Regions from separate parts of the Mus musculus genome. Here all the other regions are linked to region 3. Evidence: chromatin loops called from intact Hi-C (ENCODE). Cell type or tissue: left cerebral cortex. All regions are shown on one strand. Links, peaks and the distances in the headings refer to the core of each region. The heading gives the core; the rest is flanking DNA.

Region 1 (10,190 bases), core at 1,184-9,183, 93 kb before region 3:
CAGGGCTACAGAGAGAGAGACTATCTCAGCAAGCAGCTGCCCAACAAGCAAGCAAACACACATAGAACAAGGAATGTGTGAAGGTGTGGGAGGTTTCTGTAGACCAAAAGAATTCCCCAGGGAAAAAAAAGTTCTTCTAGTTCTTCATGGCATGACTTTTTATGGTACAGACTGAGCTGAGGCAAGCCATTTACATAGAGGCATTGAAAGAAATCAGGGCCTGAGAAACTTCATGGGAGAGGGGTACTATCTTAGGGTTTCTATTGCTGTGGCAAGACACCATGACTAAGACAACTTTTATAAAGGACATTATTTAATTGTGGTTAGTGTCTTAGTTAGGGTTTTACGGCTGTGAACAGATACCATGACCAAGGCAACTCTTATAAGGACAACATTGAATTAGGGCTGGCTTATAGTTCCGAGGTTCAGCCCATTATCATCAAGGTGGGGACATGGCAGCATCCAGGCAGGCATGGTGCAGGAGAAGCTGAGAGTTTTACATCTTCATCTGAAAGCTGCTAGCAGAATACTGGCTTCTAGGCAGCTAGAATGAGGGTCTTAAGGTCCATGCCCACAGAAACACACCTACTTCAACAAGGCTACACCTCCTAATAGTGCCACTCTCTGGGCCAACCATTTATAAACCATCACAGCTAGCTTACAGGTTTAGAGGTTCAGTTTATTATCATCAAGGTAGGAGCATGGCAGTGGCATTCCAAGCAGGAATGGCACTGGAGAAGGAGCTGAGAGTTCTAGGTCTTGTTCTGAAGGGAACCAGGAGAAGACTATCCTGTAGGCAGCTAGGAGGTGGGTCTCTTATGTATTGGATAGAACCTGAGCATAGGAGGAGACCCTCAATGCCCACCCCAACAGTAACACACTTCCTCCAACAAGACCACATCTCCTTACAGTACCTCTTCCTATGGGTCAAACATATTCAAACCATCACAGGTACCAAGCTTTGTCTGCAGAAAACTCCCCTTCTGCTAATGTCCTCTTAAACGTGTTAGCGTGACCGGCCAGGAAAGACGCAGCAAACCGGAATCTTCTGCGGCAAAACTTTATTGCTTACATCTTCAGGAGCAAGAGTGCAAGAGAGCAAGAGCGCAAGAGCTCTAGTGCTTACATCTTTAGGAGCCAGAGCGCAAGAGTGCAAGAGCAAAAGCAAGAGTGCAAGAGCAAGAGCTCTATTGCTTACATCTTTAGGAGCCAGAGCGCAAGAGTGCAAGAGCGCAAGAGCTCTATTGCTTACATCTTTAGGAGCAAGAAGCAAGAGCCAGAGCAAGAGAGAGAATGGCGAAACCCCGTCCCTTTTTAAGGAGAATTATTCTCCGCCTAGGACGTATTACTCCCTGATTGGCTGCATCCCATCGGCCGAGTTGTCGTCACGGGGAAGGCAGAGCACATGTAGTGGAAAACTACCCTTGGCACATGCGCAGATTATTTGTTTACCACTTAGAACACAGGATGTCAGCGCCATCTTGCAACGGCTAATGTGAGGGCGGCTCCCCACAATGTCCAAGAAAGTAGGAGTTAAAAAAAAAAATCACTTTTCCCAGGGGCCCCCAGAACCATTCTTAGAAACAAGGTGTTTGTGCCTAAATAGTAAGATAATGAAAATTAACCACAGCCTTTAAATCAGAGCCTTGTTGGAAGGGAAATGTCAATTTAGAACTGGAAGACTTTCCAGTAGGTCCTTTAAAAAAATTTTTTTTTGTGTGTGGTATGTGTGTGTGTTTGTGGTTTGTGTGTATTTGTGTGTGTGTATCTGTCTGTGTGTGGTATGTGTGTTTGTAGTGTGTGTGTATGTATGGTATGTGTATGGTACATGTATGGTGTGTGTTTGTGGTATGTATGTGTATGTATGATATGTGTGTAGTATGTGTATGGTGTGTATTTGTGGTGTGTTTGTATGTATGTGTATGTATGTGTGGTATGTGTATGGCGTGTGTTTATGGTGTGGTGTGGTGTATGTGTGTGGTATGTCTATGATTGTGTGTGTGTGTGTGTGTGCGCGCGCGCGCATGCATGTAAGTTGCAGTGTCCACAGAGGCCAGAAGAAGGTGTTGGAGCTTGAATTACAGATGTTATAAGCTGCCAGATGTAGCTGCTGGCTGAATCAGGTCCTCTGCAACAGTAGTCAGTCAAGTGGTCTTAACCATTGAGCCACCTCTCCAGTATGCACCCTCCATTCCCCACTCCCACCCCTACCCAAGTAGGTCCTTTTTAGTCTTCAGAGAGGCAGTGTGAGTGATGGTTAGGAGCAGGAACCTCACTGCCAGAATTCCTGTACTCAGGACCTGGGCTCTTTACTTACCTGTGCTTCTGTTAGCTCAGCTTTAGAATGGGCTAGTGATACAGATCCTGAAGAATTAAACGAGGACAGCAGTATAAAGCACCCACCTGGCCTGCACAGTTGCCAATGTTATTTTGATTATTGTAGAACCTTATTGTGACTCCCAGGCAATCCCAACTACTCCCTTGAGAACTCCTCCTGCTAGGAGGACTTAGTTAACCCAGTTGGCTTTAGAGTGCAGGACCTGCCTTCAGGGAACCTCGGTAAAGTTTGTTGCCATGTGCATCAATGGGGCCTAAGAAACCACCTGTAACTCCAAGGGTTCTGAAATGGCAGCTGGGTACTGAGAGAGTTTTCAGTCCCCCAACCTGGCAGACCAGTGCCTCAGTACAATGTTTGTACATATCATCTTATTTCTTGTAGGGCATTGCTTTGTCTTCCTTCTTTTTTTTTCCACTTTATTTTTTTTTAATTAGGTATTTTCTTCATTTACATTTCCAGTGCTATCCCAAAAGTCCCCTATACCCTCCCACTTGTCTTCCTTCTTTTGTGGGTGTTGTATCAGTGATTGTATCACAGTCCCCAATCATGTTGGGCAAGTACTCTGCCGGCAAGCTAGATCCCCAACCTCTTCTGCTCTCACTAGTTGCCCCCGATTGGTCTTGAATTTATTCTTGAGTCCAGGAAGGTTCTGAGCTTGTCATTCTCCTGCCTCAGCTTCTATGTCACTAGTCCCAGCCTGAGGGATATTTTCTTATGCCTTGATTCTTTACAGAGAATGAGCATGCCAGCTGGCCATCTGTGTTAGAATACAGAGGACAGGGTGACCCTTCTGCCCTCTGTGGCTTGCTTTCTGGGCCACCCCCCAAGAGGCGAGATATGGAAGCTGAGTATATCAAAGTCTCAAAGTGTAGATTTCCCAGTTCTTCTATGCACGTGTGGCCCAGGGCAAGTTGGATAACTTTCTTCTGCAAACCTTACTCTCCTATTTGTAAAATGGAGCAGATAATATTTGTCTCATAAAATGTGACAGTTTTAAATAGATGGAGCTTAGGTAAGAGTTTGTTCTCCGAGGAAACTGGGTGAAGGGTCCATGAAACTTCCTTAAGCTAGTTTTATACCCTTGTGTGAGTCTTTCTGTTATTTAAAAGACAACAGCAGAAAACCATGCAAAGAACTTAGCACTGTTCTGGTCTCTCATAGGCTAAGCAGCCTCTGGAGTGTGTTTATACTAACGAGCAAAGTTCACACCCCCTGATAAATAGTTATGTGTAATTCCATGTTTACTCAGAACATCACTCTGTTGCCATACTATACAAATAGAGACTCAGTCCAAGGGAGAGGGAGCACCTTACTTGGGGTTACCTGGAGGACATTCCAAAACCTGACATTATGGGATGCCCATGGATAAGTACTTCGCTATGAGCTTCTTCCTATTAATAAAGTCAAAAAATAACCAAAAAGATGGGTTGGGGGGAGCGTCTTGGTAGACCATAGACTCAGTATGCACAAGGCCCTGGGTTTGCTCCCAAGCACCCACCCAGAGGTCTACAGAAACAGCAGCAAATGTTGGGCTTTCTTATGGTGGTGGAGCCCTGCATGTCTGAGGAAATAGGTATCTTGCTACTTTGGCAAATACCGATTCTTGGTTGTGGTCGCCCTGAAGTTTGTGTTTAGACAGAGCACCCATTCTTCTGTCTGTACAGGGAGACTGTGGTACCTCCCAGGGTTCTCTGAAGTCCAGGCCCAGTCACCGGGCAGACCTGTGAGGAGGCCGTCCTGTGGCTGCTGTCCCCGCTCTATAATTCTGGTGTCTTTATGAGCAGCCGCACATCTTCATGCTGCCTTTATGAGGACTGAATATTGCACCGCACTCCATTTCCAAAGACAGGAAGTGCTGGCCTTGACAATCTTCCTTAGTCTATGAGCTATCAAATGTGGATGTGATGTGACATACTGCCACTCTGTGGCTGCCACCATCCCCATGCCAGTAGCCTCCTGAAGGGCCCCTCCTCTGCCTTCTGTCCCCATTGCCTACCATTCTCTCAGCCGGACACTAAGAAAGGTCTTATCGAATAGACTCAAAGCCATGCTACCTCCTCTCTCAGAACCACAAGTATCTTCACCATCGCTGGCAGGTTCTGACACCGCCAGTCTAATGTGGCCAGGTAGCCTCACTTCCCACTTCACCCCTGGGCATCTGGTCCCGGCCATCTGCCTCCACCCTCCCACTTGGTCTAGACACTACTGTTCCATTTGCTTATTCTCTGGCATCATTCAGGGGTTTTGCCAAGCATCGCTTTCTCAGCAGAGACTTGGATGACTGGCCTGTGTATAACATGATCATCATGCCTTTATCCATATTTTATTTTTATCCTTGGATCTCTATGACATCCAATATAATGCATGCCTTTTAAATTTGCATATTGCTTTCATAGCTATATCCTTAAAGGCACAATTATCAAGTTTTTTCCCCTCTACTAAGTGTTCAGAAATTGGACCCAAGTGTGGTGCTGCCCAATCAATACTTGTTAAATGATTCACACTATCATTCACAATTGGTATGAGTTTCCTTGATGACTGTGTCATAAATGATGGATGACATACATTCATCCGAGTGTCTGTCGCCCATGGACCCTGTCCCAAACATCCGGCACACAGTACATCCTCAGTAGATACCCAGAGTTCTCAACCTGCCGTCAGCAAAGAGAATCTTCTGTCCGGGGAGCCAAACTGCTTGTTGGGAAGATAAGAAAATGGAGGGAACTGCTAATGGGAATGCTGGGATCTTTTCTCACTCTAAGGTCCTGAGCCTTTTTTGAGTTGCCTAGGGAACCAACCTGTGGCCTGGCTTTCGCTTTTTGGTGACCAGGCTTGTTTTGCCTGACTGGAAGAAGGGGGCTTGTACAGCCTCCGGCAGGCAGAGAGAAGGGCATCCCGGCCAGGCAGATGCAGCAGCCCGTCGCACTGGAGCGAGGTGGTGGCGCAGGCCTTTCTGGACTTTTTACAGGTCCTCTCTCCCTGCTCTGTCCCACAGCTTCTGGTCAGGAGATGCAAGACCTATTTAGCCAGAAACTGCTTCCAAGAGAACACCAAATATTTGTCCTTATTTCCAGATTTCTGTTAATTTGGCTATTTGTTCTCAGTTGCTATAACCGCTCCACGCTCTACGTCTGCAAGTGTTGGATTGGCAGATGCGCCGCGTGGGAGGGAGGAAGGGAAGTTTCCTATGCTGATTTCTCTCTTGGCAAGTTCATGTGCAAGTGCGTTACAGCCTTTTGTGTAAAAAAGAAAAGGAGGGGAGAAAGTTTTTCTGTTATTGTGTGTGCGCATCTCTCTCTCTCTCTCTCTCTCTCTCTGTGTGTGTGTGTGTGTGTGTTTAACTGCATACAGTCAGAGCCACATGTTTCACAGACACTCCTGTGGACTTGATAACCTTCTCCTTCATGTGGAGTTCATTGGCAGAGAATGTTGAGCGAGGTAAAATTGCTAAATGAAGTGTAATGGAGATCACCTCTGCTCACTCTCCAATGTGCACCAGTTACTGGCACTTCCTAGCTCCTCTATGGCCAGAGGTAGCAAGGGCATGTTGGATAATAATACAGGTATACCTGAGCCTTTCCACTGGCTTTCAGGAGATCCACAGTGGTGTGCCAGTTAGAAAGATACTAGACCCATTCAGGGAGTCTTGTGATTGGGTCAACTGAGAAGCATGACAGTGAGCTTTGCTTCTATCAGGCACAATCCAGTAAGCTCTGTGCCTTAGAACAATGTGTGTTTACATCAACTTTTGCCACACAGGCCAGCTCTTTTGCTGTGAGCCATTGCCCGTCTTTACTAATCACTGGATTGGCAGGCTGTGGGAGCCACATTGATAGGCTATCCTTCTGGCAGGGACGGGAGCCCTAACACTGGAGAGAGGGTTGCTCTGTGGATGCTGCAGATGGTCCATTGTCTGCATCTGTTGGTCAAACCAATCCTTTGGCCAGTGTGGCCAGTGAGCTGCAGGCAGCATGGCAGAGGGCATGGTATCAGTTACCTGTCATCTGCGTTGGTAGGAATAAGTCTGCCCGTATGTTTGTCTGTCTGTGCTGGTACCACCACCTCTGACTGACGGCAGGGCTTTTAAATGTTAGTCACCTGTGACCCTGTTCATCTAAGTAAGATTTGACAACTGAGTATATGGGTGTCTAAAACAGGTATATCCTATAATAAATCATGAAGAAAGTATTCTAAAGCAGTTCTTTGCTCTATGTGTAATTCTACTGTTTAGCGTGGAAGCAGATTTGCATGCTGATAAGATGAGCGTGCTTGCTCATTTTTACACAGAGAATTATCTCTTAGCTGAATATTTGATACTGCGGGTGTGTGGGGGGGGGAGGATCCTCAAAGCTTAGACAACTGTTTTGTATAAGTTCACGATACACAGAGTGGCAGACGTATGTTTAGAGACATTTTGGGAGTGATCGGAAATTCCATCCAAATCTCAAGCAGAAATGCATTTAATGGCTTAAGAAATGAAACTCAAAATAGCAGTTTTTAAAATCAGACATTCTAACATGAAATAATCCACATGCTGTGGAGTGGTGGTGGAGAAATATGGGGGGGGGGGAAATCTATGTTTTTCTTACACCATAATGTTTTTTATAAGCGCAGGAAAGTGCGTTCACAGAGGACCCTGCAGTTTAGGGTGTGCAGTAGCCAGGTGTTTCTGGAACATTCGTTGGTGCTGTAGAGCATGAAGGTGTGCACAGGGCAAAGTGCTCAGGCCGGGTTCAGAAGCAAGGTCACTGCAGTGGAGCTGCCGCGTGCAGCGCAGGCACTGCTTGCAGAAGCACCACCTCCTATTGTTTTACAAACTTGACTTTGAATCAGTTTTTGGTTTTGGGGTCTTCAGCAACCTTGCATGGTTGCTCAATATTTTACGACACCCCACCTCCCCAGAGTGCTGTCTGGGATCATGATTCACAATTGAAGAAGCTATGGCTTTATTTTTTTTAATTTGTAAGTTACAATTTAATCGTTTATTTTTGTGGGGGAGGTGGGGACATGAATATACACAGCCCACACACGTGGAGGTCAGAGGACAGACTACAGGGGCCAGTTGCCACCACAGAGATCCTGGATCAAACCCAAGAGGTTAGATTTGTCAGGAAGCTCCTTTCCGCGCACAGCTCCCTTACTGGCCTGGTTTAGATGGTTTTTGGTAGTTTAGATAGTTTTCACAGTTCCCAAGCCTTAATCTAACCTCCCCTCGGTAAACAGCTTCACGAACCACAGGAAACAGCCAAGGGTGGATCCTCTCCACCCTTTACCAGAACCCCTGAGAACTGGCTCACAGGAGAAGCAGAGGGCATATGTGAGATCTAGGACCCTCAGGGGCTGCATTCCACACCTAGACAGAGGCAAGAAAGCAATACAACCTCAGAGATGCAAACTGCAGAGATGTATGGAGCAAATGTCTTACTTAAATTTGTAAATAGCCTTATTTGTTCATTTTTTTAATGGAACTACATCTACTATTCAGAAAAGAAGAGAGCTATTGGGTAAAAATGTTTCCTGCATCCCTGTCTCCAAACTTCCTTCAGCCCCATTCACAGGGTCACTTCAGCCTCTCTGTGTCCTTCACACAGACGTAAAACACTTCTGCCTCTCTATAGAAGCCTCTTAGAAGAACAACCCATTTCAGCCAAAATTAATTCTGCTACAAACTGTATTTTTGACTCTTCTAATGTGCATTACCTTTGAGCCTATCTCTCAGGAAGATTTTGTTACTCAACAAGTATATTTTATGTTATATGCTTAAGTATATTATATAAGTATATATAACATATAACATGTATAGCAAGTTTATTCTGTGTTAGTGTAAGTCTTCACTCTCAGATGAAATAAGAAGACCAAGTTCATTTAGAAAGGGCGTGTAGGACCGAGCACGTAGTGCTATAAACTTTAACCTTGACCTTAGCCGACAATGCTGACCCTCTGTCTTCTGGGAGCTACTGATGACATCACTGTGAAATGAGCCTAAAGCTGATTCTGGGCTCTGCTGCAGCGGGGTAGGAACTGAGCAGAAGACATGCGTGGTCATCCAAGGTGATCTGGAGATCTCCAGGTCTGCGCTTAGAGCATTGGTTTTTGACAGCTATGGAAGACGTGAGTGCCCCCCTGGCACGCAAAGCCTCTTCTAGGTTCCTGAGCCCTTTGCTTCTACTGCACCTGTTTGCTGGTGGCAAGGTAAATATGCCCATGAACCAAAGGGAAACATTGTTCACAGCGCATCATTTCCTTGGCTCTTTGCCCAGGGATGTTTGATCCTGGAGCAGAAAGGCATCCCCGAGGGACACCAGACAATATGCTATTGTTGCTCCTGCCAAGGTGGCTGAGTCTGAACCCCCCACTTCCAGCAGATGCCATGTTCCTTCTCTTTCAGCAGGTGTATTCTTGGGGACCTCCCCCCCAACACTGGCAGCATGCCTGTTTTTTTTTTTTTTAAGTAACAATTTAAAGGTCTCCCCACGCCCCTAAGGAAAATGTATCCAACGAAATCCCTGAAGAAGAATCCTGGGCCAAGGGAGGCAGTTATTCATTGTTGCTAGCTTGGATCCAACTTACAGAACTGCATCTCTCGAGATGCCAGACTAGGACCCCACTGCCAAGGTGGAGGGTGGCCTTGCAGCCACCAGTGCCCAGCCTACTCTCGTTCTGAAATTCTTCCTTCTGCTCAGCTGCATCCCCATGAGCCTTATGTCCATTTGGGAAAGAGGAGCATGGGGTACAAAGAAACCAGTTCGTGGGCTTTTGCTAAAGCTGTGAATGGGAACCAGGGTACAGCAGAATGGTTCTATCACTGACCACATTGGCCGCCATTGGCAGTGAAACCTAGCATTGCTGAGTGAAGCAATAGACACTCACTTTCCAGATCAACAGTCACGATTTCCAACCAGGACACCCTGTGTAAGATGAGCCTCGCATGGCAGCTCCTATTGATCTGAGGCCAGTCTGGGACCCAGGCACTAGCATTTAAATTCCAGTTCTGACACTTGCTTGTTGTGTGACTTTGGGTAGTATACTTGGTGGGTCTCCGATTTCCTTCCTTTCCAGAATGGAGATGGCTGCAAGGATTAATCTCGACTATCTGCTTTATAGAATCTAGAAGCATGTAGGAGAAAAACCTTGGGCATGTTTGTGAAGGGGTTTCTAATATTAGGTTAGTTGAGGAGGGAAGATCCTCTAAATGTGGATGGCACCTTTGCATGGGTGTGGCCTAGGATGTGGGTGGCACCTTTGCATGGGTGTGGCCTTGGAGTAAAGAAAAAGGAGAGAGCCCCTGAGAGCAGCAGGCTTCAGGTTTATTGCCCTTGCTTCCTGGGAGCCTTAGGTACTTTTCTGTTTGCTCTGATAAAACACCATGAACAAAGCGATTCATTCTAAAAGAAAGCATTTAGCTTGGCTTATGGTTTCACAGTCCATGATGGCAAAGTGAAGGACCACCTGAGAGTTCACCTCTTGATCCACAACTACAAGGCAGAGAAAGACACACTGGGGATGGAATAAGTCTTTTGAAACCTCAAAGCTGGCCCCCAGTGACACATCTCCTCCAACAAGGCCACATCCCCTAATCCTTCCCAAATAGCTCCACCAGTTGGAGACCAAGTATTTAAATATATCTGTATTTAAATAAACACTACACCACACTGACTGTGGATGTAATGTGGGCAGCTGTCTTACCCTCCCATAGCTATGTCTTCCTTCCCCAGTAAACTGTATACTGAACATTGTAGAGTTCAGGGCTGCTGAGCCACAATGGATGGAAGGCTAGCTGCAGCCAATGCATTTTCTACTCACTGTATTTTCAATTTACTCTGGGTTTACTGGGAAGTCAACCCCCTCCCCA
Region 2 (10,190 bases), core at 693-8,692, 83 kb before region 3:
CACACACACACACACACACACACACACACACACATATACACATATACTCATCCACACAGTCACACACACACACACACACACACACACACACTCATTGTCACACACACACACATATACACATATACTCATACACACAGTCACTCACACACACATACTCATACACACACACACACACACACACACACACACACACACGCATTGTCCTGTGAGGGGTGGGGAAGACTATAGCTTTGTATCACTGAGACTTATAATTCTGAATTACTCATGATAAACAAATGCTACTAAAAGGTCCTGAGAGTTCACTTCACCTCTGTCTTCTAAAGCCTCTTGTGGCAGCTTTGGTAAGATAGGAACCATCGTGGTTTATTCTAACTAAACAGACCCAAGTGTGTCAGTAACACTGCAGCATGGCTCCTTGGCTTGCCTGCAGCTCCCCCCTGCTGCATCCCCACGCCATATGGTTGTTCGTCCGGAACACTTTCTGGTTTTGAAGCAGCAAAGGAGCTTTTCGTGCTGGCTGAGAGAGGCCAGGACACAGCAGCTCCCTTTGGACCAACTGTCCTTCACAGTTAGTTTCCTACCCTCGGCCACCTTGGATGATGAGCAGGCGTGCAGCAGTGCTGGCACTGTGCGTGGGAGTGAAGAGAGGCTCTGTGAACCCTAGTGACCACAGAGCATTGGGGGAGTTGTGATCCTCTGTGTGTGTGTGTGTGTGTGTGTGTGTGAGTATGTGTGTATGTGTGTGAGTGGGTATGTTTGTGGTGTGTGTGAATGTGTGTATGTGTGACTGTGAGTCTGTGTGAGTGTGTGTGTGTGAGAGAGTATAATGTGTGTGAATGTGTACATGTGTTGTGAGACTGTGTGTGTGGTGAGTGTGTATATGTGTGAGTGTTTATGTGTGTGAGTGTGTATGTGTGTGTGTAGTATGTGTATGAGTGTGTGTGTGTTTGTGTGCAAGTGTGTATATATATGATATGTGTGAATGAGTGAGTGAGTGTGTATATGAGTGTGAATGTGTGTGTGTGACTGACTGTGAGTGTGTATATATGTGTGTGTGAGTGTGTATGTGTATGTATTTGTGTGTTATATGAACATGTTCCAGCTGGCATGGGTACATGCATGCATGTGTGAATATATGGTGGCCAGAGGTCAACACGGAGTGTCTTTTTTGGATCATTCTCTACCTTACTTTTGGGGACAGGGTCTCTCACTGATACTGGAGCTCATCGATTGGGCTATACTGGCACTGGCCAGTGAGTTCTGAGGACCTGCCCATCCCCAAACCCTAACCCCGGGGTTGTGGGTGCTCTTTGCTCCACTCAGCTCTTCTGTAGATGAAGTGCCTCAGGTCCTCCTGCTTGTGTCACTACTGACAGCGCTCTCCGAGTGCCCTGATGTTTCTCTTACCCCTCTATTCCTGTTTGTTTGTTTGTTTAAAAAAAAAAACTCCTGGATTCCATGTATCATCTCCTGGTAAGTTGCTAGATTAGAATTTTATATTGACATAGATGGACACATGTATGTGCACAACTAGTGTATTTATAAATCCAGATGGTCTGAAGGCAATACTGTTTACTCTGTTGGGTTTTTATTGTGCAGACTCCAGAATGGCAGGAGAGGAGGCCCGCCCTGCTCAGGCCCTCCCATTGCTACATCTCTCTCAATGAAGGCAGGAGCCCAAGGAGCAGCTGGATAAACCCCACTCTTCTTATAGACAGTGTTCTGAGTACCCAGTTGCCCCAAACTCCTTGTCTAGGTAACCCTGACTTGCCTTAAATACAAAGGTGCAGGCCTTTGAATGCTGTATGTGTGTGGGTGTCCTTACCCCTGGCACTAAACATAAGCTACACGGAGTAATGAATGGGTAGGGGTGACTGGCATTTGAACATGCAGGCTGAACTGTTTCCATGTAAATTAACAGGGAGCAAAATGGGCAAGAAGAAAGGAAGGCCTGGCCTGAGGTGAATGGGTGGTGCCTAAGAGTCAGAGTCCTGGGTTAGAGTTTGACTTTCTGGTCTGTTATGGAGGATATTTGTCAAGGAGGAAGAAAAAGCCAGACTGTTTCATTTCCTCACCATTGCTACTGCCTTTATGTGGTAAGGGTTGTGGTATAGGGTCCTTTCCTGAACACCTGTCCTAGGTTCCTAGGTGCCACAAATGCTAGGGGCTTAAAGTGTGTGTGTGTGTGTGTGTGTGTGTGTGTGTGTGTGTGTAAAATTAAGCTTAATTCTATCATGGACTTCAGGTCTCTGACCAGTGAATAGCAGCCAAGTCTCAAGTATGGTGGAGTAGAAGGGGTAAATAGAGCCTCCTCTGAATGGCTCTCAGACTGAAGGCCATGACTCCTTTGGGGTTGAACAACCCTCTCATGGTGACCTAAGGCCATTGGAAAACACAGATATTTACATTATGATTCCTAACAGTGGCAAAATCACTTTTATGAAATAGCAATGGAAATAACTTTATGATCAGCACCTTATGAGGAACTGTTTAAAGGTTGGGCAGCATCAGGAAGGTTGGGAACTGCATGTATAATTGAACATAGCAATTGCACAGTCACAGATGACCACCCCGCTCTGTATTCAGTTCACTCCAGCGGTCAGTGTGTCCCACCTGTGCGGAGTTTGTCTCTGCCTTCAATGCCAGCTCCCTCTTCTCCAGTGTCACCTTCGGTTGCCTGATACCTGATCATCATAAGGGACCTGGGCGTGGAGGACAAATTAAGTTCCTACTCGGAATCTGGCTATGTGCTGAGACTAATGAGAGACAAATGGGGAATTTAACGAAGCTTTTGATTTTATGGCTTCGATCATAGGTGCTACAGCGGACAGCTCCTCACAGAGCCCCTCTTCCAGCTGTGTTAGAAGTCATGACCATATTTAAAAAATGAAAATATTTTCATGTATATTAGTAGTTCCCATTAACTATTAAAGGGAGACATTAAAATCTTCACCTGTGTGTGTGCATTAATCAGAATCAAAACCAGGCAAGATGTCCAATTCCCATTTGCGCATTTTTTATTTTATGTTCATTACTGTTTTGCCTGCCTGTATGTGTGTGTGAGGGTGTCAGATGCCCTGGAATTGGTGGCACAGAGAGTCGTGAGCTGCCATATGAGTGCTGGGAATTGAACCAGGGTCCTCTGGAAGAACAGCCAGTGCTCTTAACCACCGAGCCATCTCTCCAGCCCCGCCCATCTGGTTTTAAAGGAGAAAAGTGGTACCCAGAGAAGTACAGTGGCCTGCCTAAGGCCACACACTGACAATGAGGCAGGGCAGCCGAGAAAGTGACCTGAAACATAGTTGGTATTTCCTGACACTTGAGCCTTAGGCTGTCACCGAAGTTTCTCGGTTGATGGCTACACTTCAGTGTGAAGGAAGATGCATTTCCTGGGGTGTGCAGTTAGGCTGACAAAGAATTGACAGGGTTGATAAGCACTCTTGACTCATGAAAAATTTTGGTCCATTAAATACATTCATTTCCTACCCATCATAGGTTTACCTGAATATAAGATAAAAACAGAAGAGAAAGAAAGATGTGTAATATATCATGGATAGTGTGCTCTCTATTGTGTCTCTACTTCCACTTCTTGGCATTCACTTTGCTTGTTGGATTCAGTGTCTGGGGACATGAACTAGTCTTTCTCTGAGCAGGATCAGATGACACTATGCACTGGCTAGTTTTGTGTCAACTTAACGCAGCTGGAGTTATCACAGAAAAAGGAGCTTCAGTTGAGGAAATGCCTCCATGAGATCCAGCTGTAAGGCATTTCCTCAATTAATGATCAAGGGTTTCAGGCCCCTTGTGGGTGGGACCATCTCTGGGCTGGTAGTCTTGGTTCTATAAGAGAGCAGACTGAGCAAGCCAGGGGAAGCAAGCCAGTAAAGAACATCCCTCCATGGCCTCTGCATCAGCTCCTGCTTCCTGACCTGCTTGAGTTCCAGTCCTGACTTCCTTGGTGATGAACAACAGTATGGAAGTGTAAGCCGAATAAACCCTTTCCTCCCCAACTTGCTTCTTGGTCATGATGTTTGTGCAGGAATAGAAACCCTCACTAAGACACGCTAATTTCCCTCTGACTCATCACTGATGGTAAAATTCATTCAGAAAGTCTGGAACCTGAGCAAGCCACTGTGCTGGTCAGCCTACACCCCAGCAGCCAAGGGCTTTGAAGGCAGGCTATACAGGAACTTGTACAGGAACTTCCTGCCTTTTAAGCTTATGACCTTGAACTGTTGTAATTTCTGTGAGTTATGTTCTTACCTTAAAGTGAGGGCCATACTGACACATAATGACGAAGATGCTTTGAGGACTAACTGAGCTTTGAACACCCAAAGCTCTTGACAGCTTCGAGCAGGTCATGAGAAATTAATGAACATGATGTCGCTATAGACACAGCCCTATTTTCTGTCTGATTAGAAGGCTATGCTAGATACTGAGGTGAGATTAAGTAAGTTATCAATTTATAGTAGTTCTCAAACCAAACTAATTTGCAGATTTTTCCATAAGAGTCTTGGTCTTACCTAATTGTGCTTTGGAGACACATATGGTAGCAACTTGGGTAAATATTTATAAATGTTAGCAAACATGGTTTTGAAGAGGGTTGGTTTGGAATCTATGCAACATGTTGAGCTAGGAATTAATAAAGAACTGTAGGGCTGGTGAGGGGTCTCGGTGATTAAGAACATTTACTGTGCTTGTTGAGGATCTGACTTTGGTTCCCCACGCTCATTCGAGGTGTCTGATACCACCTGTAACTCCAGCTCCAAGGAATCTAATGCCCTCTGCTGGGTTCCACAGATACTGCATGCACGTGCACATACACACACACACACACACACACACACACACACAGCTTCTAAGAAAACTCACATATTTCCGGCAAGTTTGTTGATGCCTTTCGACAACTGGATTTCAGTGTTTGTTTGTTTGCTTGTTTGTTTTTGCTTTGTTTTTTTTGTTTGTTTGTTTTTCGAGACAGGGTTTCTCTGTATAGCCCTGGCTGTCCTGGAACTCACTTTGTAGACCAAGCTGGCCTCGAACTCAGAAATCCACCTGCCTCTGCCTCCTGAGTGCTGGGATTAAAGGCGTGCGCCACCACGCCCGGCTTCAGCGTTCTTCCTTATGTAAGCTGACAAATACTCTCCAAGCAAGACAGATGCACAAAGAGGAACAAACTGCAAATAGCTTCTGCTCCCATATACTGCCCACAGGAATCTTGAGTTAGATCCTTTCAAACCGATGCCTGTAATTGACATTTTCTTTCCTCTTATTTTTAATTTACAGCATCACTTATCTATTCATAGTAAAACATTTCAATTTTTTTGGCTTGTTTTCGAATTTCTCCCCAGAGTGGGAGAACCTTTGATGTGAAAAACCCAGCATTGTGTCTGCCTGTGCTGTAGATGTTGCTGAGCCCCTTGTGGACAGGATCCGACCTGATGTCTGGCTTAGGTGAGATATTGAGGCTATGATATGTGTGCCATGCTTTTGACTCCAAAGGAGCCGACTCATCTTTAAAGTGACCTTGCTGGCTGCTGCTGACCCTTGGTACACCTCCCTGTGATAAATTTAGCACAAATCAATGTCAGAAATAGTAACAAGTTTTTGAGGTGTGTGAGGCGGTAAATAGAAGAGCAATGACCTTTACCCTTTCCAGGTGGTGGGTTGTTCTCCGAGATGGAGAGTAGTGAAATCTGTACCTTATCGCTGACATTGAAAGCAGAGTTCTCCTAGGACCTTGATCATGGGCAGCTAGCCCCAATACCTAACACAAGAGACACAGTAGGCCCTGTATTTAATGAATGTTGATGTACTTAGTGTTTATTACGTAAGCATAATTTGTCAATAAATGAATGTATGAATCCATTGGATAGTACAGGAAATAATTGTGGGATGCAGTAAAAAGAATTATGTAAGAACATTTGGCTTAGGTAATTCAAATTAATTTCTTTAGGGTAATAGAAGAAATCATGCAGAAATAAACAGTCATCTCCATTCTTAGAAACCACTATCTTCATTCTTAGACGTTCTGAAAGGCTTCCTTTCTGAATAATAATTACTGAGGATGACATATGCTTTTGAGGGGAGGAAGAAATGAGATCAAGAGACTAGAAGGACCTGCTGAAGTCTTGAATGAGCACGGAGGCTGGCAGACAATACGAAGTGTTCAGATACCATGTGTTCCAGACGAGTCTACAGGAAATGGCCCCCGTTGGTGCAGGATCACTTTTGTGTAGCATTGAGATCTTGTGATTGAAATCTGAGACCGAGCTGATGGAGACCCAGAGCTCCTTCTCCCAGGCTTGACCTTCAGGCAAAGTTCCACACTTTGACTAAAGCTGCTTACCAGCTGCACTTCTGATTTCTTAATGCATTTAGGATTTTTCCATAAATAGATTTACCTAAGAAGACCCGAGTGTGTCCCTGAGCCATTTAAATCACTGACATTAGGACTCATCCTTTGGGGACACAAGATCACTCCTCTACAAGCCGAGATCTGTCACCTTTATTCAAACATTTTTATCCCCAGTCAATCATGTCTATAAGGTAGACTTTTCTTCCTCTCTGTCTCTTTCTCTGTTTCTGTCTCTCTCTCTCCCCCCTCTCCCTTTCTCTCTCCCTCTGTGTATGTGTTTGTATGTGTGTGTGTGCACTTTTAATGTTTTGATACAAAAATTAACAAAATTACAATTCTTTTATTTTTAAATACTCAGGACCTTAAGCTAATTTTCAAACCCATTTTTGTTTGTCCCTTGAGCATTTTATATATTATGGATCCAACATATTTTGATTATATCTATCACCTCTAAGTCCTCTTAGGGCCTCCCACCATACCCCCTCCCAACTATTTCTGCTTTTTCTTCCCTTAACAAACCACTGAGTCCCATAAGTGTTGCTTGTATGCACATGGTATAGAACTATCCCCTAGAGCATGTGCAACTACAGGAGTCCATATCTCTCCTCAAGGAAAACTGACTCTTTCTCCCTGAAAGCCAGAAGCCACCAAAAGTTCCTCAGCTCAGGGGTGGGAGTTCCTCCATCCTGGAGCTTTGATTGGCTTGATCTTGTGCCAGTCTTGTGTTGATTGGCTTGATCTTGTGCCAGTCTTGTGCAGACAGCCGGAGCTGCTGATGTTTAGACACAGCGGCCCGTATGTTTTGTACAATTCTGTAGTTTTGGTCTGCGTTTTGAGAGGACTTGTAATACCTTAATTTCCTGTAGTGTCGAGGAAACTTGGACTTCGTTTTTATGACCTAATTTGGGAGGAAAGATGCTTGGCATCACAGAATACGGGACATGTCCCTTCTAACAAAGATTCTGTGATGATCCTGCAGAGGAGAGGAATCCCAGAGCACCTTTGTCCCATCTCTCCCCTGCCCCCACAGAAATCTCCTGCCCAGCAAAGCTGGACTTCTTTGGGATTACAGTAGGTATTCTTGATCTGGGTACCTGAAGACTCTTCAGATAGGAGTCCCAAAGGGAGCCCTTCTTCTTGTGTGTTCTCTTTAGATTCAAAAGATCCCCTGTCTATGCATCCCTCATTTATTTTTAAATGGTATGAAGTCTGAATGTCGGGTTATCCATCTGCAGAGAGGTTGGCAGTCCGAAGGTCCCTTCTCCCTCAGAGTCAAGCTCTCAATTCCTGTAAACTGCTCTCCGTGTTCTTTTAGGCTGCCCTGAAGCTGCTTCTCCTTCAACTGTCAGGGGGCTTGAGTTCCCATGTTCATTTCACGTGATGTTGAGGATTTCATCTCTGTGTTTGTGTGTGTGTGTGTGTGTTTCTGTGGATGTGGGTCATATGGCAGTTAGAGGATATTGGATGTTGTTCTGGGGTTACTGTCCATGTCTGTCTGTCTTCTTCCTTCCTCCCTCCCTCCCTCCCTCCCTCCCTCCCTCCCTCCCTCCCTCCCTCTCCTTCCTTCCTTCCTTCCTTCCTTCCTTCCTTCCTTCCTTCCTTCCTTCCTTGCAATGTTGCTGACCATAGCTCAGCTCATCTGCACTCTCAAGATCACCTCGAAGTCTTAAGAGAGCCACTAAGCTCCAGCCACTGTAGGGGCTCACCAGCCACCCAGCACTGAAAGGGGGCCAAGGAGGAGTGTAAATCTGATAGCCCATGTGCTCTTCGCACACCACCTACTTAATTTTGGCTGGCACACTCTTAATCTTTGCTACCCTTGGCTGCACTCTGCCCTCACTTCCAGGAACAGTTCTCTGTTACTTCTCTCCAGACTTGATTGAAACATGCTCTTTAATTTTGGAAGGCGATTAGCTGCAAAAATGTATCTATAAAAGAAAGAAGAAGAACACAGTGAGAGATGAGAGGTTTCTCGAAAGCCTTCTAATGCATCTTTAACATCTTTAAATGTGAACTAACACAATTAGGAGAGCAGAGATGATGCTCTCTGTTGCTACTGAAAGCCTCTGAGTTCTTTCCACTTTCTTCACTGATGGAATTGCTTAATGGCACCTGCTGGCCCAGCGTTGTGTATGTTTTAAAAATTTTTTTATTTATGTACTTATTTTACATATATAAGTGTTTTGTCTGCATGTATGTCTGTGCACCGTATGCATGTCTAGTGTCCGCAGTAAGGATCTCTTTGGGACCAGATATAAAGATGTTTGTAAGCTGCATGTGGGTAGTGGGAATTGAACCCAGGTCCTCTGGGAAAAGAGCCTGTGCTCTTAACCATTGAACCATCTCTCTAACCTCCCACTTCCTCTTATGAATGCCATAGGTGATGCTGGTATAATGTCACATGCTATCTTGGCCACAGCACAGGTACAATATTGGTTTTCGTTGGACCAGAAAGTATCCCTCCTGTGAGTGTCTTTGGTGTCTGTAGGAATGGTGTTGTTGATAACTTGGAACCGAAAATAGCCACAATTTAGGTCTCGCCATTTATTTAGAAAACAATGTGTGTGTGTGTGTGTGTGTGTGTGTGTGTGTGTGTGTTTACATGCATGTGTGCATTTATGGGTATGGGAAGTGTCTGTTGTATGTGGTGTGTGCATGTATGTGGGGGAGTGGGGAGTGTGTGTGTATGTGTGTGTGTGTTCTGTGTGGTGTGTATGTATATGTGTGGTACTTGCATGTACACATGGCTATATGGAAGCTAGAGATTGAAGTCATGGGTTTCCCTCTAATGATCTCCACTTTATTTTCTGAGATGGGTGTTTCACAGCTAAAAGTCTGCTCTTCATTATTTGAAGCAGCCCTTCAAAGAGCAGCCAGATGTAGTCTCTACATAGTTGTCTCAGGGCATCTGTGGAATGTTCTAGATGTCTGACACTGCCATGGAGTAATGTGTCTGGCTAGGATACTGACAGTCTTTTTGGTCAAAGAAGCAAATGAGAGTCTAACATCTGCCAATTAGGGAGTCGGCATGCTTGAAATATTAATGTATTTGCTTATTTACAGGCAAATGAGCAGCAGAGGAGGGCGCTGATTCATACAAGCTTTCCAGTTGGCAAATAATAATACCTAGAATAATCAAGAAGGAGGGTCTTCTTAAGATTTATTTTAATTTTGTGTAAATTTATATTTATTTATATATATATAATCTATATAGTACATAATTATATCTTATATCATATATTATAATTATATTATAATATTTATTTTATATTAACTGTGCTATAATTATTATATATTATACTTGTATTGTCATAAATATATTATAACAATTATTTATATTGTATTATATATTATTAGAATAGCATATGAGTATATATATGTATCATATATTTTTTACATATTTATTTATATATGTCTTTGTGTCAGGGTATGTTCCAGTGTGTACAATGCCCAAGGAAAGCAAAGGTATTGGATCCCCAGAACTGGAGTTCCAGGCAGTTGTGAGTCACCCAGATAGGTGCCAAACTCATGAACTCGGGTCCTTTGCAAGAGCAGTACACATTGGTAACCACTGAGCCAGGTCTCCAGCCTGAGAAAACAAGTCTTAATAAGTAATTGTGTAGTTCACTCAGGCCTGTGGGCGTGGCTATGGGAACTGGCTTGATTGTTAGCTGACGTGAGAAGACCCACCCAGAATGTGGGCAGCACCGGTTCATTTTTAGGTCCGTGCAGGCTGTAAGGCAGGCGAATATAAACATGAAGCAGGGCTCCGGTTAACTTCTCTGTGCTCTTGACTGTGGATATGACCCCTCAGCCACCTTAACTCCCTGCA
Region 3 (10,190 bases), core at 1,029-9,028:
AAGGGGGTGGAGGAGAGGATGCAGTCAATGGGATGCTAGGAGTCAGATGGCTTTGTGGCCTCTACGAGCCCCTGAATCTGAGTTATGAGCCACCTTACAACAGCCCTCCTGGGATTATCGTACAGGCAGAAGACGCAGGCCCAGACACCACTGGGGCAGGCAGATTTAGGAGGCCAGGCTCCAAGTATGAGAACATGCAATGTAAAATAAAATCCCCAAGTGATGGCCACGTTGTCACATTTTCCCTTGATGAAGCCTTCTTAAAGCTTGCAGGGTATCAGTGTTGATGAGACACAGAATCAGAGCAGAGCTAAAGCCCCCTACAGAGTTGCCAAAACAAGAGCAGAACAATGCGCTTTTAAATATCAGATGGGGTTTAGAGACAACCAAACCTGAGAATTTAGTCTAGAGCAAGGAAAAAAAAAATTCCAAAGGACTACATGGGCCAGGCCGGGCCCTGCATGGGAAGGTCTCCCTAGCACAGGGCACCAGCCTGCTACCATGTTCAGATCCGTACACTGCTAGGGCACACTGAGAGTGAGGTGGCAGAGGCTGTGTCCCCAGTTAGTTCAGAACCCCTGTATGATCTGGAGGGGACAGAACTGCAGTAAAGGATGTATGGTGTACATTATGTCATTAAAGGGCCAGCTCAGGACAGACACACGCACACACTGGCTTTCAGGCTGGGCTGATGGCTCAGTGGTTAAAGCATTGACCATACAGGTGGGAGGACTAGAGTTCAGACCCCAGCACCTACAGAAACATTGGGAGGACATGGTGGCCTTCCTGTAATTCTGGCCTCAGGAGGCAGAGACCAGGGGTTCCCCCTCACAAGCTGGCTAGTGAGGCTAGGCATATGATTCTAGCCATACCAGGAAGCTCTAGGTTTGAGAGACACCACCTGACATCCCGACTCAATGAACAAGGTAGAAGAGTGAGCCAGGATAATTCCAGCATCAGCCTTGGGCCTCCATACGCTTGAGCCCACACATGCACACCCCCCCACACACACACACAAGTATCGTGTGCCCATATACAATCATACCTATACATACATGCATATACCACACAGATTAAAAATGCCTTCCATTCCTGTAATTCACATACTACTCAGAAGCCTCTGGATTCCTAGAATTTTAAATGCACATCAAAATTACTTGACAAAAGTATTTAAATACAACAATTTCCCCTAACAGTCCCTTGCCATTCTTAACGGCAGGTGAGTAAATTGGGCCGTCTGCACAGACTATGAGATAGAGGCTTGCTATCTATAAGTAGATCTTTTGGGTGTTTAGGAGGCCCAAATGAGAAATAACGACCCTTCTGCATGCTTGGAAGGTATGCAGATACAAGGCTCAGAGAGCACCTCCCCACTTTCCACAGGTGTCCTGAGACTATATGGGCGGGTCTGTTCCTGCCAGGCGTCCCATGGGAGGAAGGCTACAGGTGCAGGGTTTGAGCTGGCCCCATTTAAACTCTGCATCTCCAGTTGTTTGTGGCTCCCTCTCTTTGATGAGGGCGCCTTGACCTTTAGGACACAGAGGGAGCCTGGGGTTTGGACTGGTGTGCTTTGGGAGGTCTCGGGGAGTCCCTGTGTAGCCCACGCAGGGTCGCAAGGGGTTCATCGGTACCCTGCTCTCTCTACTGTCTGCTCTCATGGTTTTCTCTTTTGTCCCCAGGGTCCTCTTATTTAAACATCTTTTTTTGGCAGCCATTCTTCTGGCCATCTAGAATAATCAACCTAGCTCCTGAGAATGGATCTGTCCCAGTACTGGCATCGCAGAGAAATGCCGGGAACTTCATAAAATTATCTATTGGGGACTTGGGGAGATGGCTCAGTTTGTAAAGTTGTTCCCTCACAATCATGATTTCCAATATCTACTTAAGAACCAGCCACTCCATACCTGTTTGTTACCCTAGCATTAGGGGTGTGGCAGAGATAGAGGACCCCTAGGGCTCACTGGCCAGCCAATTTAACCAATCAGGGAGAATCAAATTCAATAGAAGACCCCATGCCTTAGTAAGTGTTTTATTGCTGTGAAGAGACACCATAACCAAGTCAACTCTTACAAAAGAAAACATTTAACTGGGGCTGGCTTACAGTTTCAGAGGTTCAGTCCATTGTCATCATGGTGGGAAGTGTGGCAGGGTGTAGGCAGACAGCGTGCTGGAGGAGCAGAGTTCTACATCTTGATCAGAAGGCAGCAGGAGAAGACTGAATTCCACACTGGGTAGAGCTAAAGCCTGCCCCCACAGTGACACACTTCCTCCAACAAGATCCCACCTACTCCAAGTAGGCTACACCTACTCCAACAAAGCCACACCTACTCCAACAAAGCCACACCTACTCCAACAAAGCCACACCTACTCCAACAAAGCCACACCTACTCCAACAAGGCCATACTCCTAATAGTCACTTCCCATGGACCAAGCATTCAAATCTGTGAGTCTATGGGGCCAAACCTATTTAAGCCTCCACACCCTGCTTCAAAAAATAAGATTGTGAGCCATTGAGGAAGACACAATGTCAACCTCTGGTTGACATATGTACATATGTACATATATGCACATGCATGAGCATGCATGTGTGTGCAAACCTACTTGCACATACTGAAATACAATACACCCTACACACACACACACACACACACACACACACACGACAGAAACATCTATTTGTTTCTTCTGTTCTAAAGCAGAGCGGATGTTTGTTCTGGATCCTCTTCTCTCTATTTGTCTCTCAGTAATGTGCCTATTAGGCCTGATGGTGGTAAATGTATTTCTAAGTATAGTGATTAAACAGCAAACCACAAAACAAGCCATGCTTGTGTTCCCTGCCTGTGAGGGGAGGTGGGGGAAAGCCATTTGTTTCACAATGACTCATATGGAGAGGAGAAAAGATCATTTTTATTACATCCCTTCCGACCTCCAACCTCATCTTGATGCCGCTCTGTTATTATTTCAGACATGTGAGTCATTGGCTCGGATTATTGTACTTCATGTATTGTTGGTCGTAACTACTTATTATTGAAATGCATCGTGATCGAAGAGCAGAGGTTTGAAAAAATAAGTAACTCTGTGATTTTCAAACCTGGAAGCCCACTCGAGTTCAGAATCAGTGAATCGAGGCCACTTCCTGTTCCTCCGTAATAATAAACACACACCCCTTGTCTGCACCTAAAAGGCACTTGTTCTTATACTAACGCTTTCTCTGCATAGAACAAAGCAGAACTAGCAAATGAAGTCCATTTCTTGTTAGGAGTCGTAAACTCTTAATAGGAACCTTTGAAAGGTGAATTATTTTAATATGGAAAGGACCCTCTGTCACGTGGTGGTAACATTTGCTGCGCCTGGCTAATATTGTCTTGCTGCATTTTGTTTCTCTTAAGCAAAGTTAATCTTCTCTCAAAAACTGACTTGTGGACCAACAGGGACCTCGTTGCTCAATAACGAAATCCAGTTTTTATATTTGAAATGTCGAAGAAATCAGTCTCAAGCTTTTCATTGAAGGAATTATCTTTATGTCAGATTCTGCTCCATTGAGCCAATCTCTAAACAGAAATTAAGAGTCAGTGAAGTTAGGATCTCAGTAGCCAATGGCAAAAATAAATTTATATCTGGTTATAAAGAGAGTCATTTTATCTCTATGGGAATGATGTGTGTGTGTGTGTGTGTGTGTGTGTGTGTGTGTGTGTGTGTATTTATGTGCATGAATATAGGCAATCTATATAGAATCATTTCGACGTGTGTATAAGATGTGTATATGAATGCAGGCATGCATGCTGTCATGTGAAGCACGCGGATGTCAGCGAGCAATCTCTAGCATTGATCCTTGCCTTCTATCTTGCTTGAGACAGGGTCTCTTACATGCCAGTATAGCTGGCCTGTGAGCCTCAAGGATGGGGGTTCCTTCTGTCTCTACATCCCTATTACCTTAGGACCACTTGAATTATAGTTGTGTGCTATAGTGACTCAGCTATATCTGGTTTTGAGGGAATCCAACATGAACTATTTCCATAGCCCCTTGCTATGTACTTTTAATGGCAAAAATCCTCTGATTTCATGGTCTCAGATAGTATCACACCCAGAAGATGGTTCCACTCTTCATGTGTAAACATCAAAACATACACAAATATTTTCCCCTGAATAGTTATTAAAATTGCTATTAGAGGGTTGGAGAGATGGCTCAGCCATTAAAGGCTAGGCTCACAACCAAAAATTCAAAATCACTGCTAGAACAGAAAAAAGAGCAGCATAATACCATGGCAACGCCACACCCTTCTACCTGTTCCTGGCGGCCTTTCCTTCTCTACAGTGTACAGGGTGACACTTTGTACACAGCTATTTGTGCACCTGTCTCATCATAGCAGGAGTCAGACAGCTCTCGATGCTGTTCATGACTGGAGTAAAGACATCTCATCATTTTAGCATTTGTTTTGTCTGGTGCCAAATTAGCTAATATCTTTTATGTTCCAAAAAACCCCGGATGCTTTCAGAGTCTCATTCCCCGACTCCCCAGCCCGTCTTCTCCTGTCACTTTCCAATTGAGCTTTATGAAGACGAAGATGCCTGTCTCCTGTTCTCTGTGCTGCCCTGGGCTGTATGTAGGTCACAATTCCGGAGACAGAAATAGGACTCCAAATGGTGTTTATGTCTCTGGCAGCTGTATCATCATCTTGTATGAAATCCAGGCCCTCGGAGGCGGAGGCGGAGGCAGAGGTGGAGGCTACACACACCGCAGATGGTGTTCAGTGGAGCTCAGGGCACTGCTGCTCAGAATGTGAAGAGGCTGTTTGTCTCCGAGAGGTCTGAGCTTGGACTGAGAATTTCTAAGCTGCTCGTAGTGGTTTGGCTGTTGAACCAGTGCTGCCAGTTGCCATGGGTTGGCAAGCGGCCCATCCAGCCTCATTGCTCCTGGAGTTCCATGTTCACAGTCACAATCAAAGGCAGAGTCTGCTTACTGCTTTTCATCACCAGGACTATAGATGCTCTCAGCTTCTTCTGAACTTCAGTTGAAAGCTGTCTCTCTTGCACAGATGCCATCATTTAGAAGCAGGGATCCTATAGCTTTGATAAAGAGGTTACGGGGACTTCCCAAGAGAACTTAGCACTGTCCTTGGGAAAGAGGACAGCTGTCACCAGGTGCCCACTATCTCATTAAGCTGAGCTGACTTAAAGACCTGATCCCAAAGTGCCTGGCAAAGGATTACACGGTGTGTACCTGACACACAGTAGTTCAATGAGCTATGGAATATTCTCTCCTTGTCTTCTCCGAGGAAGCCACGCAGAAGGACAGCTTCTCATCTCCCACATAAAGGGGCTTATAGGCCTCAGCATAAAAATTGCAATAATAATATATATCCATTTTCACCCAAATTCACCTATAAGTATTCATTCCATCTTATCTCCCTATGCCATACTTTCCCTAAACTATTTGAAAGAAGACTGCGTATCTCATGAGACCTTATTCCTGAATATGCAGTGCACGTTTCCTAAGAACAAGAACCTCTCATGGAATGGACACATGCAGTCAGCGTTGGCAAGTTCTAACACAGGTCTGCTCTGGTTGGACTCACCATGGATAGTTTATTTCTGGTGGCCACACACTGGCACATTTTCATGGCTTACCACAACACAAGGTTGCTTTGTAAATGACAATAAAAGAAATGAAGCCAGCATCTGGATGATAAGAAGGCTATCAAGTCTGAGTCCCTTCTCTATCACTCCCCAGCTGCTGTCACAGTCCGAGGTCTAGACTTGAAGTAATTGAATTTAGGTGCCTCATGGACATGCTAAACATGCCCCCTGTGGTGGCTGGTTTTGACACAATGTTGGCTCTATTGGGAAGAGAGTCTCGATGAGACATTGTCTACATTAAATTGGCCCATGGGCCTTCCTGTTGCCTGGAAGGGATTTCTTAATTGAATTAATTGAAGCAAGAAGACCTACCCTATATGTGGGTGTGCTTCCCCTCAGCAGCATGCATGAATTCGTGTCTGTCTGCTCTTGACTATGAACGTAATATGACTAATTGTTTCAAATTCCTGCTACCTTCTTGTCCCCATCACAATTGGCTATAACCTGCAATTGTGAGCCAAATAAACCCTTTCTTGTTTCGGTTGTTTGTGTCGGCGTATTTTTATCACAGCAACACAAACAAAACTAAAACACCCCCCAAAAAGTATTATCCGCCAGAACCTCTCACACATGTGGGCTCAAATTCTGTTGGTTGTTTCATAGTCAGTCTCTAACAAGAAAACAGTCATTTCTGATGAGACATCTTCATGTCTCAAGTAGAAATATAAGTTCCATGCTAGACCCTGGACCCCAGGCCCACACACAAAGGAAAGGGTGGGGAGGGGGCATCTCAGTAGATCTGCATACCAGGAAAAAGATTCTCTCTGCATTCTCAGGATTATAAGAAGACTGCTGTTTGCTTGGTTGTAGAGTCCCTCTCTCCTTAAACATTGAACTTGAAGCTTTTCACTGCTTACTATCACGAAATCAAATGTCTTGGGAAAGGTGGAAGTTCACTCATAGGTATTGATGATGCCAGTTTTTCCTGAACACTCAGGAGAGAAGCACAGAGCCCTTTCATGCACGGCAAATAACAACCAAAATGAAAATACATTTCTTGTGATGCGAATGCATGTTTTTTTCCCAAACGGATATTCTTGTCAAGTTCATGATGCTATTACAGAATGTCGGAGACTGAATAATTTGCAAAGAGCATAGGTTCATTTCTGACGGTTCTGGAAGCCAGAAAAGCCAAGGTCAAGGGGGCCTCCTTGTATTCAATTGTATTGCCTCTTGTATTGAAGAGGCAATCAAACGAGGCGGAACTCAATTTTACAGTAAACACATTCTTGAAGCATGGAACGTCTGCTGGCAGCATCAGTCTGTTTGTAGGAACATTTCCTTGGACTGACTTGTTAATCAAAACCCCCGAGTCACAGGACAGTCACTTTGGAGATTATGTTTCTGACATGCTAACTTTGGGGCACAGTCACCCCACTCAGGAGCTCCTCAAGGTCAGAGTTTCTTAGATTTTTTTTAAAGCAAAGTCCTTTGTATCCTCACACTCTCACTAACAAGTTCACTCTCTGAGGATGCTCATAGCTTGCCTGGAGTTGGTACAACAATAACAATGCTCTGTGTTTTGATTGTTTTGAATCCTGTGAAGAAACATCACAACTGGATGTCAACCGAGCTGGACGTGACATAGCACTGTTTTGGGTTGTGGTTTTGCTTTGCTCTGTTTCTGCCTCAGTTGATAGGGGTGGTTACAGAGGTACCAGAAATGCTCCAGGTGTTGTGTCTAGTCAGGTGGCTTTCCTAAAGACAACTCCACATGGCCAGCAGGGATTCAGCCCCCATTACTACTACATCTGGGACTGTCCTACCACCTTCTTAAAGCCATGGGGCATCTCTGGGCTTCTTCGGTGCAAAAGATTCAGAAAAGCCTTTGCTCCTTTAGCAAAGGGGTTCTTGTGATGTGGCCCTTAAGAGCCAGCTCTTAGCAGTATCCCTTGGGAATCCCATCAGAGGCCACAGTGGGATGCTAGTACCCAGATGGGCACCACACCCCCATCCACAGCTTGTTCCCAGCAGAGCTTGCTTCCTTCTTCTCTAGCTAAACAGCCAGACTCTGCTTCTGAGGACCAGCTAAGAGTCCTCTCCCACCAGGCAATTCGATCCATGGTGCCATTTGTATTTCTTCCACACTCATGACAACATTTAATGCAGCCACAAGAGACCAGTGGTAGCCATGGAAGACCTTGTCTTTTACCAAATTCCAGGCATTGAGCTAGCTCTTTCCTCTTCCACTAGCCACCTCTGTGATGCCAAGGGTCCATGTCAGCAGGCCAAGAGCCCAGTGCTTAGACCTACCCAGCCATACCACACTACACCACAGGAAGGGGACAAGGGTCAGGTGCTAGGTCTCAGGCACAAACTTTAGTCTGCCCAAGTCACTCCTCCTCTGCTGCCTCCGTTCCTGCAGCATATGCTCTACTGTCCAACATCAAGCAGGGTTTCCCAGAACTAAGGGTGGAATAGTGATGAGCATCTGGTGTTCCAGGTACCTGAAACAGGAGATGAATGTGATCCAGGGTCTGGAGCCCAGACTGGGGAGCCCTGTCTCTTAAAGACAAACAACTCAGAAGTAACAGGAGCTGAACTATACTCACGAGTTGATCATTCAGATGCTTGCTGGGAAAGCCTGGGATTGGTGTCACTCAGCCAATGAGTCTCCTTCCCTGCCCTCCAGAAACATCCATGCATGTTCATTTCCGTGACATAGCACTACCCTCTTTTGGACAAACCCCACAATACTGACAGATGATTCTTTAGTGTTTGCAAGTGAATGCATGTTACGCTGCTCAAAGGTTCCTGAGTTGTTTCACCCTGGTGGGTCCAATAGAGGTGTCTCTAAATCTGTATCCTCTTCCGTGGTTCTGGAGAGGGGTGGGGCAGTGGACCATGGGTGTTTACAATGCAAAGGGCTCGTGTATATTTATTCAAATTCCAGACATTCTACATCGATTATAAAAGCAGGATTTTTTTTTTTTCTGCCTGGCTAGCATCTCTCTTATGGGGCTGTCATGGTGGGTGGGAGGGGGGAGTTGTCACAGACAGCACTACAGAACCACCCCAAATCTATACTTTCTTCTTTAAAATTCTAATTCACCTCTTCTGTGGGTATATGTGAGTGCGAGCCTGGATGTGCACATGCCACGGCGCATGCGTGGAGACCTCACAAGGACGGCCTGGGGTTTTGTTTCAAGCTGCTCACTTTATTTGAGACAGGGTTCCTTTATTAGTTCAGGGCTGAATATGCCTGACTACCTGGCCAGTGAGCTTCTGGGAAGTCTCCTGTCTCAGTCTCCCTTCTCTCTGTAGGAGTTCTGGGATTACAAACGCGCGTGCTACTGCATGCATGCTGAGGCTCTGAACTCCCGTTCTCACGCTTGTCAGACAAGCTCCTCACACGAGCCTCATTCCCCTGCCCAGACATTCTCAGTACAGATGTGTTTAAATAGAAATCAGTCTCCCTCATCTGGCTGTGGATCCTAACATTGTGATTCATTTCTCCTTTCTCTCTGCACCCTGCTGGCAGCTGTCGGTACCTGGCAGAGAAGATCACCCCTGCCATCCCCGTGGTCGGTGGCATCCTGTTCTTCTTTGTGATGGGGACACTGCTTCGGACCAGCTTCAGTGACCCGGGAGTCCTCCCTCGAGCCACTCCTGATGAAGCCGCTGATCTGGAAAGGCAAATAGGTAACACTGAAGCTCTGCTTTTAGCCTTCGGCCACTCCCCATCGGTCCAAGCTCCAAAGCTGGGGACAGGCTGAGGTGCTTGAGCAGCGGGCAACGGGGCAGGGCTCTGGCTGGCATGAAGAGTGGTGGGGAAGGAAGGAGCCATAAGAGAGGACCTGAGTAGAAGGTTGGGATGACCCAAGATACAATTTGCAAAACACAAGAAAATCAAGAAGAGGGAAGACCAATGGGTGGATACTTCATTCCTCCTTAGAATAGGGAAAAAAAAATAGCCATGAAAGGAGTTACAGAGACAAAGTTTGGAGCTAAGATGAAAGGATGGACTATCCAAAGACTGCCCCACCTGGGGATCCATCCCATAATCAGCCACCAAACCCAGACACTATTGCATATGCCAGCAAGATTTTGCTGAAGGGACCCTGATATAGCTGTCTCGTATGAGGCTATGCCAGTGCCTGGCAAATACAGAAGTGGATGTTCACAGTCATCTATAAAATGGAATACAGGGCCCCCAATGGAGAAGCTAGAGAAAGCACCCAAGGAGCTGAAGGGGTCTGCAACCCTATAGGTGGAACAACAATATGAACTAACCAGTACTTCCAGAGCTCATATCTCTAGCTGCATATGTAGTGGAAGATGGCCTAGTCGGCCATTACAGGGAAGAGAGGCCCCTTGGTATTGCAAACTTTATATGCCCCAGTACAGGGGAATGCCAGGGCCAAGAAGTGGGAGTGGGTGGGTAGGAGAACAGGGCAGAGGGAGGGTATAGGGAACTTTCGGGATAGCATTTGAAATGTATATAAAGAAAATATCTAATAAAAAAAGAAAGTGAATAGAAATAAATATGAGAAAGAGATGTACAGGGGAGAGAACAGACAAACATGGGGAGTGGGGAAATTGGAAAGGTGAGT

What was found. Peaks named below come from ENCODE experiments on the same cell type or tissue, not always from the same donor. Only the 100,000 strongest peaks of a DNase experiment are listed, where the experiment ranks them.
Region 1: a loop joins it to region 3, with 1.9 times the contacts of the local background. A loop is called at or near these places in 3 of 42 quality-filtered maps.
Region 2: a loop joins it to region 3, with 1.8 times the contacts of the local background. A loop is called at or near these places in 3 of 42 quality-filtered maps.

Annotation. Positions count from the first base shown.
Region 1 is chr17:5,545,175-5,555,364 of GRCm38, forward strand. The region is part of intron 1 of Zdhhc14 (zinc finger, DHHC domain containing 14); the gene reads left to right. Among named protein-coding and RNA genes, the nearest start is that of Gm52305, 23 kb to the left of the region's middle. In left cerebral cortex, for the core only: no CTCF peak of the experiment used is centred there; DNase peaks (open chromatin) are centred at 5,509 and 6,101; H3K27ac peaks cover 324 bases.
Region 2 is chr17:5,556,238-5,566,427 of GRCm38, forward strand. All of the region lies in intron 1 of Zdhhc14 (zinc finger, DHHC domain containing 14), which reads left to right. Among named protein-coding and RNA genes, the nearest start is that of Gm52305, 34 kb to the left of the region's middle. In left cerebral cortex, for the core only: a CTCF peak has its summit at 4,728; a DNase peak (open chromatin) is centred at 5,186.
Region 3 is chr17:5,638,785-5,648,974 of GRCm38, forward strand. Zdhhc14 (zinc finger, DHHC domain containing 14) reads left to right here. Exons shown (of 9, transcript NM_146073.3): 2 at 9,119-9,279. Among named protein-coding and RNA genes, the nearest start is that of Gm52305, 120 kb to the left of the region's middle. In left cerebral cortex, for the core only: no CTCF peak of the experiment used is centred there; a DNase peak (open chromatin) is centred at 4,742; H3K27ac peaks cover 1,781 bases.